2 separate regions of the Homo sapiens genome follow, and region 1 is linked to region 2. Evidence: chromatin contacts called from ENCODE Hi-C or POLR2A ChIA-PET data. All regions are on one chromosome and are shown on one strand. The core of a region is the stretch at or near the end of the contact, and the rest is flanking DNA. Distances in the headings are between cores, read along the strand shown.

Region 1 (4,523 bases), core at 74-2,573, 560 kb before region 2:
GTAGAGGGATTCTCAGATTTGTTTTCTAAGGTGAAAGAATTGGGATTTGGAGTCACTGATATTTTCCATGCTCATCACAAGGGAGAGGGGAGCTATAATATGTGGACATCATAATGAGATAAACTGGAAGTAATCAGCCTAGAAGACACTGTCTGGTTCCTGGAAGGTGAAGATTGAGATGCAGGTTCATAGGTGGGAAGCTCTGCCTTAGATCTGGGCTTTTGCGTTATTTCCATTAATGAGGCATAAGGTGGAAAGGTGGTGCCTCGCATCTGGGTCTGACAATCTTCTCAAATGCCCTAGAAGAAAGTCTTCCCTCCTATGGCCATTTCTCTTTCTCTTTTCTTTTGTTTGGAGAGCTTGTCAGAAAGAAGATTATACAGAGAAATACTGTTGATCATTGGGTCTCCTATGTCATGAAGGTAAATGATTGAGGATTTATTTTCCCTGCAGTTAGGAACCCCAAGCCAAGTCTGTAGGAGTCCTTTAAAGGATAGGGATTCAGACCCAAGTTTGTGTTTCTCCTAATGATACAAGATTGTTTTGAAAACTGACTGAAATGGATATTCCCGAACTCTTTGTCCTCCTTGCTAGAAAAGTCTACGTCTTCTTTGGCTGGTAAGACTAGGAAAGCAGCTCTCGTAGAGAGTTTGCAGATCATGAAATAACACAGCTACAGGGCTTTTCCAACTGGAGCCTAGAGGTTCCTGAGGTTCAGGGGCTTCTGGAAACATATACTTCCGACCTCTCTCCTGCTTCGCTTAACCAGAGAAGGTTCATGCTTAATATTCTTATATATATTAGTTTTCCTTTCTTAAGAGATCGCATCTAAAGAAAGGGTTTCTATACTGAGAGCTAGAGAGGAGAGAAAGAAGGAAGGTAGGAAGGCAGGAAGGCAGGAAGGAAAGAAGGAAGGTCCAAATCACATATTTAACAGAGGAGGAGACCAAGGCCCAGGAAGGCACAAGACTTACCAGGCTCATACAGCTTCCCAGAGCTAGCACTGGAGTGCAGGTGGACATCCTGCAGGGAACTTCCTGGATGCCAAGGCCTTTGAGTACTTTCACATATTTTTAGAGGGCATTTAATATGCTGAGTGTTATTTACTTTTAATTTAGCAAGTTCCAAAATGAACTTCTGTTGGGCCTCTACTGCTTTTGCTCTCTTCAATAGATTGTTGAGGGACAAAGCTCTATCTAAATGTCCCTATCTAACTGAAGAGAAAGACAATCCTGTTATGTTGAAGCTTAGAGGCTGTGATGAGCACCGCTTGTCACGCCCTTGTGGTGTCCTTGTTTGGAGAGGGGTGTTTGTAGAAGCAAGAGCATGAGAGAGGCAGTACAGTTTGCACTGATACAAACCCCCCTCCTCCACAATATATTAGAAGAAGAGAACCTCTGTGATGGGAGAGGAGGCAGAAGCTTGGACTAAGCCAACATCTATAATGAGAATGTCTCATTGAAACAAACTCTTTCCTTTTCAACACTACCTTGGTAGTCAACTTTTCCGTTGTTGCCCAGCTTTATCTTCCTGTCAGCATAAAAAATACCATCATAAGGTGAAATGTGTATGATATTCCCATAAATGCATACTGTCAGGAAGTTTCACTGCCATAAACTTGCCCTATCATTCCTCCCATTTCCTCCAGCTCTGTGCTTATATTCTGGTGCCTGGCAACCCTGTGCCTGCTGCAGTCACACACACAGGGGCAGGCAAGAGGTGAGAGCCTTGGGGAATCCCCTGCAAAAGGGCAGATCTGCCAAGGGCCGTTATCAGATGAGGGTGAGGGGTGTGAGGTGACTCAGACACTGTGAAAAGGCATTATTCATCTAGAACCCTACTTTCCTTTATGGTTCAGAAAACGTGCTCTTGAAATGCTATGTCTAAACAAAGTTCTGCAAATCAGGTCCTGTGTTACGTGGGTTGGAGAATCTTGCTACTCAAATGATTTCCTACAAAGCACCCTCTATCTACGAGACTTCATCCATTTGTTTGTTTATTTGTCCACTCAACAAATACATATTTATTCGGGACTTTGAGCAGGGCACTGGCTCAGGCATTGGGAATATGGGGGAAAATAAGATATGTCCCTGGGCTTATGAGCTTCAGATCATTACACAACTACTACAAGAGAGAAATCCAGAGGTTCTCATTGATCTTTTGCAAAATTGGATCTTCAAATGTAATTGCTTACAGCAGATTAGTAACTAAATAGAATTAGGTCCCTGGGTCAGCTTCCTCTCCTTCCTAGGCTCCTGTCAGCTGATTCTTCCAGAGCAGAATCTCCCACCTCTTCCTTCCAAAGTTGTAGTTTTAGTTTTACTTTGATCCAAGTTTTCTGTTGCTGCCTATTTGAAGTACAATGTGATCTGTTGAGCTTGGATCACAAACACATCTGGGAAAATTACTCTTTGAAGAAACAGCAGGAGATAAGAGCACCTAGTTTGAGCGAAAAGATCATTAGCAACGTCTCATTAACAAATATGTCTCTGCCTGTTTAGGGTCAGGTATCTAAAATCAGGTAGACAGAGCAATTAGCAGGAGGGAGGAGGAAAGATCAAACACTGAGGTTGATCCAACTGCTACTGCTGTTGCTGTCTGATCTCTCAGCAGCAGAAACAAACCCCAGGGCTGGATAAGATACCATGCCTGGAGGAGACCAAACAAACACTTGGTGCAAGTTGATTATATCAGATCCCGTCCACCTAGGACAAGAGCTGGGGCAGTAATTTGTCCTTATTAAGATTGATATACGTTCTGGGCCTGGATTTTACCTCCCCTGCCCACCATGCCTGGGCCAGGCCCACCATCTGAGTGCTCTCAGAGCTTCTGACTTGTTCACATCACTCATAACATTGCTTCAGACCCAGGGACCCACTCTATGGCAAGGGAGTGCAACAGTGGCTATACCTGCAGGACCCATTGTACTTTTTATATGCTGCACAAGCTGGAGGCTGCCAGCTTGAGAGTATCCAAAAACCCCCAAAAAGGCCCAGTCATCTTTCCAGATACACAGTATACTTTAGATACTTTGAACAGATGGGAAGAGTGGGTCATTTCATCATTACTTCCACTGACTGAGTTAGGGAATTCATGCTTCCTATTCCTGAAACTTTAGGCACAATCACCAGAGGCAATCGGAGCCTGACAAAAACATGGCCACCAGAAGTTCAGATCCTCAGAGGTAAATTTCAGGGTTATTCCACCAGGCAAGCAACCTAGACCAGAAAGCTGCCTTCTGCAAAGATGAATATTAGCCATGGCCTCAGGGCAACATCAAGGATGGCAGCTTGTGCCACCAGCCCACAAGCACCCCTCCTGTAAAGTTTTCCTTTTAAGAAACTGAGAGGAAAACTAAGTGAGAGTGGGGTGAGCCACCATCACCTTCTTGCAGAATCAGGGATGGGTCAGCGTGAATCTAACAGGGCACATGAGTGCATTTAGGCAGTGGAAGGAGTAGACTGCAGCAGAGGCTATCAGTGCCTTGTCCATATGCCCTCAGCGCTCACTGCTTCTGTGCACAACCACAGCCTCTGCAAACACCTGCTGCTAAGTACGTCAGCTGGACTTAGGATAATGCTTGGCCTATGCACAGGGAAGCCAGAGGTGCTGGGAAATTGATGCACCCAGGAACAGGCCTCAAGTGTAGCAAATGGTATAACTGGATAAGGGACCTGGAGAGCATTAACAGGGAAAGCTAAGTTGCCTAGTGCTCGGGAAAGGCCTCTCTGAGACCTGAAGGATGAGTAGGAGTCAGTCAGACAAAGAGCTGGAAGAAGAGTGTGAATAGGAAGACAGGTAAGATGAAGTCATGGCACACACAAGGAAAGGGCAGGAGAGTGGAGTGGGACACAGAGCAGCAAGAGGGACAGGCAGATCCCATAAAGGGTCTTGGGATTCTTGTCTCGGAATCTCAATTTTATGCTCCAACTTATGTGTTGGGAGATCACTGTGCCTGGATTATGAAGAATGGTTTTGAGGGAACAAGACTGGAGACAGGGAGACCAGCATGCCCACTTAGCATTTGGAGATATATGTCTGATGTGCAGAGGATATCACATGACCAGTGATACAGTAATTAAACCCACTGTAGAGGGAATGAGATATTCCAAAGGGAAGCCTTAAAAACAGCCCAGGCCTGAGCCCTGATGGACACAAACATTGAAGAAAAAGATAGAGGCAGAGGGGATGACAAAGAAGATCAAAGAAGAATAGCCAGAGAGGTAGATGAAAAACTAGAATAGAAAGGCACCTAGGGAGCCCTGGGGAAGAGAGTATTTGTAGAAGGCAGGCATGGTCAGCAGTATCAAATGCTGTTGAGAGGATAAGCAAGAGAAGTCTCATCCACTGCTCTTGGCAGAGCAAAATAACACAATCTTTTGGGAAAACAATTAGCCATGCACATCAGGAATCATAATCCAACTCCTGGAAATTTATTCAGAGGAAATACTGAGATTTAAGTGGAGAAAGAGATCTGTTTTTATAACCATGATGACATTATTTATAGTGGTTTTTAAAAACTT
Region 2 (4,594 bases), core at 360-2,859:
ACAAAAAATACAAAAATTAGCCAGGCGTGGTGACACACTCCTATAGTCCCAACCATACTTAGGAGGCTGAGGTGGGAGGATTGCTTAAGCACAACCAGGAAGCAGAGATTGCTGTGAGCAAAGATCAAGTCACTGCACTCCAGCCTGAGTGACAGAATGAGACCTTGTCTCAAAACAGACAAACAAACAAATGCTAACATTAATAAACACATTCCTGTAGGTACAAACTCACCAAGTCCAAAACAAGAGATCATCTTTCCATCCATATCTGCTCACCTCCTCATTTCTCTAATTTCTTGGAGTAGCACTAACATTCCCTAACAGACTACTGATTTACTGATGCTACCTCTGAAATATTTCTCCCATTTATTCCCATTCTTGCCATTTCGATTTGTTTCAGGACCCCACTATAGCTACCTAATTATTTCCCCACTCCAAATACATGCTACGCACAACTACTGGGTTAGTTCTACCGCAATCCTGCTCAAAAACTTTCCGTTACTTCCCAATTTCTATAAAGTACAAATTCCTTATCCTGACTGGGTGCAGTGGCTCATGCCTATAATCCCAGCACTTTGGGAGGCCAAGGCAGGTGGATTACGAGGTCAAGAGATCGAGACCATCGTGGCCAACATGGTGAAACCCTACCTCTATTAAAAATACAAAAAAATTAGCTGGGCATGGTGGTGCATGTCTGTAGTCCCAACTGCTGGAGGCTGAGGCAGGAGAATTGCTTGAACCCAGGAAGGGGAGGTTGCAGTGAGCCGAGGTTGTGCCACACAGCTAGACTCCATTAAAAAAAAAAAAAAACTTCCTTATCCTGACATAGACTGACACCTACCATTCTAGCTCCATTATTCACTATCTCAAGGTTTCCAAAATCCCAAGGTTCAATTAAATTAGGCTCACATTGGCGAACACTTCTTGACACGATCTCCCCACATCTGTTCCCCACCACATCTGTCTATAAGTTCACAATCAAGTATGGGTGTGAACACCTACAGAATAGAACATGGGAAGGCAAGATCAGAATGTGAGAATAAAGTTTAGGAAGTCACAGGCCCCGAGGCTGCAGTGAGCCAAGATCGTGCCACTGCACTCCAGCCTAGGTGACAGTGAGACTCTCTCAAAAAAAAAAAAATAAAGGTCAGGGGATGTATTATGTGATTAAGATACTTGGATTCCATCCAGAAGGGAATGGGGGAACCAGTGAAGGTTTTTAAAGTAGGGCAATATAATGATCAAATCTGCATCTTAGATGTTTAACTCTGGCAAGAGTCTGGAAAATATGAGTGGGAAGGGAGATAGAAAAGGCTACCAAAACAAAGCAGAAGACAACGAGGTGTCACTGTAAGTTCTTAGTAGTGGAAATAAAAATAAGAAACAGATCTTGGCTGGGCACGGTGGTTCATGCCTGTAATCCCAACATTCTGGGAGGCTGAGGCAGGAGGACTTCTTATGCCCAGGAGTTCAAGACCAGCCTGGGCAACACAGTGAGACTCCATATCTACAAAAAAAAGAAAAGTTAGCTGGGTGTGGTGGCACATGCTTCCGGAGGCTGCAGTGAGCTGTGATTGCACTGCTGCACTCCAGCCTGGGTCAAAGAGCGAGACTGTCTCAAAACCAAACCAAAAAACCCACAAAACACTAAAAACAGATCTGAGAGGTAGTCAACAAGATTTAATGGAAAGTGTATTCAAATGGACAGTCTTCCCCCATTTCAAATTGTTCTTCAAACCTCAGCATGAGTTGTCTTTTAAAAATGCAAACATGATCGTGTTCCCAACTCTGCTTAAACACTTCAGTGCTTAGGCTGGATGTGGTGGCTCACGCCTGTAATCCTAGCACTTTGGGAGGCTGAGGCAGGCGATCACCTGAGGTGGGTGATCATCTGAGGTCAGGAGATCACCTGAGGTCAGGAGTTCGAGACCAGCCTACGTCATCTCTACTAAAAATACGAAAATTAGCCAGCCGTGGTGGCGCATGCCTATAATTCCAGCTACCTGGAAGGCTGAGGCAGGAGAATTTCTGGAAGCTGGGAGGCGGAGGCTGCAGTTAGCCGAGATCACGCCACTGCACTCCAGTCTGGGGGACAGGAGACTTCGTCTCAAAAGAAAAAAAACAAAAAACAAAAAAAACCCCACCAAAAAGCCCTTCAGTGCTTCCTGCTGATTTCAGGATAAAAAACAAATTTTGAGGCCAGGCGCAGTGGCTCACGCCTGTAATCCCAGCACTTTGGAAAGCCGAGGTGGGCAGATCAACTTTGTTCAGGAGTTCGAGACCAGCCTGGCCAACACGGTGAAACGCCATCTCTACTAAAAATACAAAAATTGGCCAGACATGGTGGCACACACCTGTAATCCCAGCTACTTGGGAGGGTGAGGCAGGAGAATCACTTGAACCTGAAAGGAGGAGGTTGCAGTGAGCCGAGATCATGCCACTGAACTCCAGCCTGGGCAACAAAGAGAGACTCCATCTCAAAAAAAAAAGGAAATATGCACTTTTTTTTTTGAGACAGAGTCTCACTCTGTCACCCAGGCTGGAGGGCAGCGGCACAATCTCTGCTCACTGCAACCTCTGCCCTCCGAGTTCAAGCGATTCTCCTGCCTCAGCCTCCTCAGTAGCTGGGATTACAGGGGCCTGCTGCCGCGCCCAGCTAATTTTTTGTATTTTTAGTAGAGACAGGGTTTCACCATCTTGGCCAGGCTGGTCTTGAACTCCTGACCTTATGATCCACCCGCCTCGGCCTCCCAAAGTGCTGGGATCACAGGCGTGCACTACCGCACCCAGCCCTATATATACACTTTTAATGTGTAACTTTTGTATGCTGAATGGTACTTTTTTTTTTTTTTTGCTTTTGAGGGAATTAATAAGATATAATTAATTGTGTCTTAACTTTTGAAAGAAATTTTTAGATGGAGGCAACTGGGATGTTTGTGATAATAGATAAGAAAGACACCACTGACCTGTAGTTAAATTGGTTTGAATTGCAGATATTCATTATTGAATTTATTCCTGTTTTCTCATACTTTAGAAAAGACACCTGAACAATAAATGAATCCTGGATAGTGTACTGTCCTTCAAACAATGAAGTGATATTAATACTTGCCTGCAGGAGATGCATACTACAGGAGAGAACCCTTAGACTATGTCAGGCCACACTATGAACCTCCCCCCACCTGCCTTTTTTCTCCTTTATGTTTCTGTTACCGTACTAACATTGTGGATTAACGACACTGAAATTCTGCATAATGTGAACAGGATAAACTATTTATAAATCGAAAAAAAAAAAAACAACACAGGGCTTCTGCAGGGAATATTCTTTCCTCAATATTCTACTTTCACTTAGCTCTTCTTTGATATTTTGCTTAAGCCATTTTGAGTCTCCCCTGTCCACCCTCTCTTCCCACTAAGTCAGGCCCTCTGTTATATACTCTTACCCCATTGTGTCCTTTCCCTACATGACCTCTTCTTGAAGTTCATGATTCCATTTTTGTGGGATTCCTGGAGAAATGTCCATCTCACCCAATGGACCACCCAATGGTTCTCCATAAAGATTAGGACCATCCCTGTTCTGTTCCCCAGCTCTCACTGTATCCCCAGCTCTCAGCAGGCCTAGCAGAATGGCAAGTAATAAAAGAATATCTGTTGAATTAAAGAAATACCCAATTTGTTAAAGATGATTCTCATGTTTCTAGCTTTGGAGGACAGTCATGCTTTAACTGCAATGGACAACCAGTGAAGTCATGTTGAGTTATCTGTAGGACATCCAGATAAAGATGTCTAACAGCAGCTGGGGGTGGTGGCTCATGTCTGTAATCCCAGCACTTTGGGAGGCCAAAGCAGGTGGATCACGAGGTCAGGAGTTCAAGACCAGCCTGACCAACATGGTGAAACCCCGTCTCTACTAAAAATACAAAAAAATTAGCTGGGCGTGGTGGTGCGCACCTGTAATCCCACACTCGGGAGGCTGAGGCAGGAGAATCGCTTGAACCTGGGAAGCGGAGGTTGCAGCGAGCCGAGATCGCGCCATTGCACTCCAGCCTGGGCGACAGGGCAAGACTCCATCTCAAAAAGAAAAGAAAAAAAAAAAAGGCCGGGCGTGGTGGCTCATGCCTGTAATCCCAGCACTTTGGGAGGCCGAGGCTGGTGGATCACCTGAGTTCAGGAGTTTGAGACAAGCCTGGCCAACATGGTGAAACCCCATCTCTACTAAAAATACAAAAATTGGCTGGGCGTGGTGGCATGTGCCTATAATCCCAGCTACTCCGGAGGCTGAGACCAGAAGAATCGCTTGAACCTGGGAGGCAGAGGTTGCAGTGAGCTGAGATCGTGCCACTGCATTCCAGCCTGGGAAACAGAGCAAGACTCCGTCTAGGGGAGAAAAAAACAAAAAACAAAAAGATGTCCAACAGCTGGAAATGTCATACAGAAAAGGCATGGTAGGTATTATGATTTGGGACTCATCAGCACCTTAGTGATACGTGAGATTACACTCTTGAAATCATATAGGCCAGTGATTCTCCTGGAAGGAGAGGAAGGAGAGGAGGAAGAAAAATGTATCAGAATCTCTTGGAAAATGGGTCTTTTTCAC

What was found. A loop is a pair of places that touch in the nucleus more often than their neighbours do. ChIA-PET counts read pairs that join two places held with the same protein, here RNA polymerase II (POLR2A). Pooled maps may share reads with other maps.
Region 1: a loop to region 2 is called in a pooled map, with 3 times the contacts of the local background. The contact joins two enhancer-like sites. A Hi-C loop is called at or near these places in 4 of 168 maps with a recorded cell type or tissue (B cell, CD4-positive, alpha-beta T cell, PC-9 and 1 more) and 10 of 50 pooled maps. POLR2A ChIA-PET finds 5 or more read pairs at or near these places in 4 of 52 experiments (BJ, T-cell, activated CD4-positive, alpha-beta memory T cell and 1 more).

The regions. Positions count from the first base shown.
Region 1 is chr6:90,395,316-90,399,838 of GRCh38, reverse strand. No RefSeq gene overlaps it. Among named protein-coding and RNA genes, the nearest start is that of MIR4464, 85 kb to the right of the region's middle. Within about 2 kb of position 1,323, at least 4 of the 41 ENCODE cell types and tissues checked have a DNase peak (open chromatin) inside an H3K27ac peak, as active enhancers do; they include CD4-positive, alpha-beta T cell, where a contact is called at or near this core.
Region 2 is chr6:89,832,331-89,836,924 of GRCh38, reverse strand. All of the region lies in intron 1 of CASP8AP2 (caspase 8 associated protein 2), which reads right to left. Among named protein-coding and RNA genes, the nearest start is that of CASP8AP2, 4.7 kb to the right of the region's middle. Within about 2 kb of position 1,609, at least 6 of the 41 ENCODE cell types and tissues checked have a DNase peak (open chromatin) inside an H3K27ac peak, as active enhancers do; they include CD4-positive, alpha-beta T cell, where a contact is called at or near this core.